Regions from separate parts of the Homo sapiens genome. Here region 2 is linked to region 1. Evidence: chromatin contacts called from ENCODE Hi-C or POLR2A ChIA-PET data. All regions are on one chromosome and are shown on one strand. Each heading gives the region's core, a stretch centred on a gene start or an enhancer-like site at or near the end of the contact. The rest is flanking DNA. Distances are from core to core; before and after follow the strand shown. Region 1 overlaps LOC105376223 (a long non-coding RNA gene). Region 2 overlaps RGS3 (regulator of G protein signaling 3).

Region 1 (2,700 bases), core at 17-2,516:
AAACTCCTCTCCTCTCTGGGCCCTGTTTCCTCTTCTCTAAAATAAGGAGACTTGGCTGGATAATTTCCAGGCCACCCTTTCTGGCATTGACTACATACAAAATTTTGTGATGTTCCCAAAAGTCCAACAGGCAACCTGACTGTCATAGGTGATCCTGGTCAGATTTGATCTCCAGAGTCTGAAGAAAGAATTTAGCATGGATGGAGAGGAGTATTTAGCAAGTACCTGCTCTGTGTGCTACACGTTTCATGCATGTACTTCATGTTCATTCAATCGCCGCCACAATGTGATGAGGCCGGTCCTGTTATCCCCCTTTTACAGATGGGGAAACTGAAGATCAGAGTGAGGATGTGGCTTGTCCACATACCTGAGGAGTGGTGGATCCAGGATTAGCCTCCAGTACCCCATAGTACCCCCGTAAGAGCATCCCTCATCAGAGCATGCTTGGTAATCTCCTGTTTATCTAGCTGTGTCCAGTCTAGACCATGAGTTCTGAGTAGCAGGGACTGTATTTTAGGCTTTGTATCTCCAGGTGCCAGCACAAGGTCTGGCCCACAAGAGATGATCATTGAGCATTGTTGAATGAATCCATGAATGAACAGATGAATGAATGGAACACTCCAGAGCTCATGCCATCCCCTGCACTAACTGCACGGGATGGTCTCTGTGGGAAGAAAAAGAGGGGTGTGGGGAGACAGGCTCAGATGGAATCCTCAGTTATGTGACTAACGGCTTTGTCTCATTCAGTTCCTAGGCCCAGATGTCCACCCTCCTTCACGAGCTCAGAATTGAGCTCGTATCGCCAACATGTTTTGCGGAAATGCTCATATCAACACTTGGTGAACCAGGAAGACTGTACCCTCATTCCTTTCTCCTGCTGCCTGCTAGGTTGAGTTAGAAAGCTTACTCTCGAGTTTTACTGGCTTGCTTGTGCTTTTTGGCATTTTCAAAATTTTGTACAATGATCTTCAAAAAGCAAAAATACATTAATTTTTTTAAAGGTAGGATCCATATGAGATTGGATCTTCATCTTCTAACACTTTGGAGAACAGAAAAGTGGTATTTGGAGATATAATCTTCATAAGAATTGTGGCACTGAATAAAAGAGCACTGGAAGAGGAAAGAAACATAAAGGAAAGAAAGGAAAAGAAAAGACCAAAAGAAAAGCAAGGCTCCACTTGCAAATGAGAGAGCAACTTGGAAAACCTGCCACTCACTACCACTGATGCCCACAAGAGGGCGTCTCAGGGTCATCCGGAAGGCAAAACTCAAGTCCAAGATCCGCTTCCCAGCAGCTGGAAATGACCAATGAGTAGGTTCTGGAATATCAGCAATGACCCTGGCTCTCCAGCACTTTACAGTTTACATTAGACTCTCCTCCCCGACGTCATTTGCACCTCCCAAGGCCAGTTCTCCCGGTGGTTTCCAGCCCTGGGGCGTTTGTGGTTCTCTCTGCCTAGTGGGATGCAACTGGCATTTAGTGTTTGTCCGTATGTGGGTGTGGCTGGGGAGGGCAGAGAGGCAAACAGCCCCGCACAAGCTGTACAGTCCCCCTCATCAAGATGTGGCACTCCCTCTTTGCCAATAGCAACTCCTTTTTGAAACACTGGGCCTGAAGCAATCATCTTGAAGACATTTTTCATCAATCTTGTTGAAATCAACCTGGTTTTTCAAAATAGAGGAAGCACATCAATGAACAGACAGCCTTGCCCCATTTCTTCTGGGAAGAGTCACAGGAGGGCCTGCAGTGGGCAGGCAGGGACCGTGTCTTTTCTCTACCACACTGGGAAGGGAGGGAAGGGGGGCAACTTGGCTGAAACCCACAATGGGCACTTAGCATATGTTGTCACTTTTAGGGCCCACAACAACCTAGGAGGGAGATATCAATTATCCTCATTTTACAGATAGGAAGACAGAGGCTCAGAGACGTTCAGCCATCTGCCTGATGCCACCCAGCTTTTCAGAAACACATAGAATCAAGATTTTTTTTTTTTTGAGACTGAGTTTTGCTCTTGTTGCCCAGGCTGGAGTGCAATGGGGCGATCTCAGCTCGCTGCAACCTCCACCTCCTGGGTTCAAGCGATTCTCCTGCCTCAGCCTCCTGAGTAGCTGGGATTACAGGCGCCCACCACCACGCCCAGCTAATTTTTTTATTTTTAGTAGAGATGGGGTTTCACCATGTTGGCCAGGCTGGTCTCAAACTCCTGACCTCGTGTTCCGCCCACCTCGGCCTCCCAAAGTGCTGGGATTACAGGCGTGAGCCACCATGCCCAGCCAGAATCAAGATTTTTAACCCCAGAAAGGCCCAGGCTCCCCCAGCCCCACCACGGCTTCTATTGAGGCAGATACCAGCTTGGAGGTGGTTTTCCGAGAAGCCGTGAAAAACTGGGGTGGGCTGGGCTCAGGCTGTGACTCAGGGGGCCAAATTACCCCCTCCAGAATTCTAGCAGGCTGCGGGGAGGCCCATCTCTGGTTCAAATGTTCTGCGAGCTAGTGCATGAAATCTGTTCTTTTCCCCATTAATGCTTGCTGTACTTACACTTCTTACTATAATTACTCTGCAGTAATTAACAAGGGAAAATAACACATCTGGGTCTATACTTCGGCTCCAAACAGATGTACAAGATGCAGAGGCATGCAGAGGTCCTTTCACTTATTCGGCAAATCTGGATGGAGCATCTACTATGCACCAGCCTGCTG
Region 2 (2,700 bases), core at 108-2,607, 92 kb before region 1:
GTGTGTTGGGCGCTGTGCTGAGCACGTCCCCGTGTTAACTTACATAATCCTCACCACAGCCCTTTGAGGGAAGTCCGGTTATTACCCGCATTTTACAAATAAGGAAACTGAGGCACAGAGAGGGATGTAACTGAGCTAAGGTCAATGAGCTAATAAATGATTGAGCTAAGCTTCAAATCCAGGCAATTAAAAATCTACACTCTTAATCATTACTATAATTACAGTTATAATTACAGTAAGAATTATAATTATTGTTCCAAGAGGTGGTGAGCTCCTAGTCCCTGGAGGTGGCTGGATGAGGCTGGGCAGGGCCCAGGGATTCTGCCTGGAGTGAAGGAAGGGCTGTATGGTCCTGGACTCACCTCCATCTGCTTTTCAGCTGGACAAGGTCACATAGTGAGACAGTGGGGAGAAGATGGAAAGGAGAATCCCTTTGGAGGGCCTTTGCAGACTAGGCCCTGGGCAGGCATTGATGCAGCTGTGGGAGGGGAGGGAAGAGTCTGAGGAGCCACTCTGGCCCCCTCCAAGGTCAGAGGCCAAAGCCTCCCTGCAGCTATGGTGAGTCCCTAGGGCTGGGAATCAGAACCCGATTTTTTCACCTCAATTTCTCCTTGGCTCACAGGCTCTTTTTGGTGCTGGGGTTTCCCCAGCAGCCCAGGGGGCTGACTCCTAGGGCCAGAGCTGCCCAGCCCCTCTGTCAGGCTGCTAGGCTTGGGTCAGTCCCTGCTGAAGACACTCTCCTCCCCACAGTGGAAGGAAGAGCCCATTTCCCAGCAGCGCAGAGGCTGAGGATGGCGGCTGGGTGGGAGTGGTCCCCAGGCCCATTGTGTGGAGCCGATAAAGTACGGAAGCTGAGGTTAGAATGGGAGGAAGCCCAGGGCCCGAGGGCTCTTTCCCACGGGTGGGGGCCTTGGGCATGGCCTTGCCAGGCCAGCATGAGTGCAGCCTGTATGTGCACTGAAGGGTGCCCTGAATGGTGACAGTGGTAACACTCACTGGGCAATGACCACTGGTTACTGAGGTTAGCGTGGGTGCCAGGACTGGGCCTTGGGGTCCAGAGTTTATCCTGGTGAACCTTCCATCAGCCCTGTGAAGTGGCTGTCACTATGCCTAAGCCATAGCTAAAAAAATGGAAGCCGAGAGGCTAGGAAACTTACCCAAAGTTGGTGAAAGCAGGATTTATATCCAGGTCTGGTTCCAAACACTTGCTCTGAAATCACACACCATACGGTGTGTGCCTCTGTGTGCACGTACACACATGTATGTTTACAACTCTGGTGGGGCAGCATTCTCAGGAAGGAGGCAGCACTTCCCGAGTCTTTCACAGGAAACATTAAAATGTGTTCTGACCTTGCATTTTTGAGTAGCAGCATCCTCTGGTGGAGAAACACAGGCCTTGAATTGAGGCAGATTCCAGCTCTGTCACTTACATGCTGGGTCTCCTTGGGGAAGTGACTTAAATTCTCTGAGCCTCTATTTACTTTATAGGTTTATTGTGAGGTTTAATGAGATAGTATCTGAATTATGCCCCATCCAGGGTCTGGCCTATAGTATGAGCTAAATGAAGGTGTAATTCATCCATCCATCCACTCATCCACTCCTTCATCCATCCACCCACCCACCCACCCATCCATCTATTCACCCATGCATTCATCTACCATCCACCCACCCACCCACCCATCCATCTATTCACCCATGCATTCATATATCCATCCACTCATCCATCCATCCACCCATCCATCCATCTATCCACCCACCCACCCATATATTCATCCATCCATCCATCCATCCACTCATCTATCCATCCACCTATCCACATATCCATCCATCCATCCATCCATCCATCCATCCATCCATCCATCCATGCAGGTGGGAGACTCACAAAAGCATCCCCCGAGGAAGGAATTGCACATGGAGATGAAGACCTTCTGTTGGTTGGAAGGCAGAGTTGAGGAGGTTGCTGAAGTAGGGGCCAGGCTGGAGAGATAACTGAAGGAATAACTGAATGGAACTTTCTGCCCTGATCCTAAGATGGTAGATCCAGTCGTGTTACGGAGTTTGAATGTTATCCCGAGGGCACTAGGGAGCCATGGAAAGCTATAAGGCAAGAGAGGTGCACTCAGGCCTGTGTAATGATTTATTTTATACACTGCTGACCATCTCAGGTCTCCTTTGAACTTCAGAATCCTGACTTAATCATTATGATCCTGATTTTAGAAATTAAGGAATAGAGGCTTAGAGAGGGGCAGGGATTGGCCTAGTGACACAGCAGAAGCCCTGCCCTCTCACCTGCTCACTGCCTGCAATGAAGCCTCTGTCCTGAGTGCCAGCCGTCTGGCTTCTCCCCAGTGAGCTGGGGACCTGACTGTCCCAGGAGGAGATCCCTGTGGCCGGAGAGTCTGCCAGGCCGATTCCACTTCATGGCCAGGCTGTTCCCAGCAGTGGGGTTTCCCTCCCTCACCTGTGTGCCGCGGGTGGGGGCTTTGGGGATGGAAGGGGCTGGTGGCAGGGAATGTTGGGTCTCTGAGCCTCTGTTTACTTAGGCAGGAGTTCCTGGGTGCCCAGACTGCATCGTGTCTGTCTTCTCTCCGCAGATGAGCGGGGCTGACACCGTTGGGGATGATGACGAAGCCTCCCGGAAGAGAAAGAGCAAAAACCTGTACGTTGGGAAGATCCCTGGCTTCTGCGCTCCTCTTCCTC

Evidence for each region. Hi-C counts contacts between places; a loop is a spot of excess contacts on that map. ChIA-PET counts read pairs that join two places held with the same protein, here RNA polymerase II (POLR2A). Pooled maps may share reads with other maps.
Region 2: a loop to region 1 is called in a pooled map, with 2.8 times the contacts of the local background. The contact joins two enhancer-like sites. A Hi-C loop is called at or near these places in 1 of 168 maps with a recorded cell type or tissue (endothelial cell of umbilical vein) and 3 of 50 pooled maps. POLR2A ChIA-PET finds 5 or more read pairs at or near these places in 3 of 52 experiments (MCF 10A, WTC11 and activated naive CD4-positive, alpha-beta T cell).

Annotation. Positions count from the first base shown.
Region 1 is chr9:113,681,159-113,683,858 of GRCh38, forward strand. It overlaps LOC105376223 (a long non-coding RNA gene), which reads left to right. Exons shown (of 3, transcript XR_930254.3): 3 at 748-2,700. Among named protein-coding and RNA genes, the nearest start is that of ZNF618, 190 kb to the right of the region's middle. Within about 2 kb of position 1,267, at least 4 of the 41 ENCODE cell types and tissues checked have a DNase peak (open chromatin) inside an H3K27ac peak, as active enhancers do.
Region 2 is chr9:113,588,739-113,591,438 of GRCh38, forward strand. It overlaps RGS3 (regulator of G protein signaling 3), which reads left to right. Exons shown (of 23, transcript NM_001394167.1): 19 at 2,595-2,659. Among named protein-coding and RNA genes, the nearest start is that of RGS3, 130 kb to the left of the region's middle. RefSeq lists enhancers at 229-730, 731-1,230. Within about 2 kb of position 1,358, at least 13 of the 41 ENCODE cell types and tissues checked have a DNase peak (open chromatin) inside an H3K27ac peak, as active enhancers do.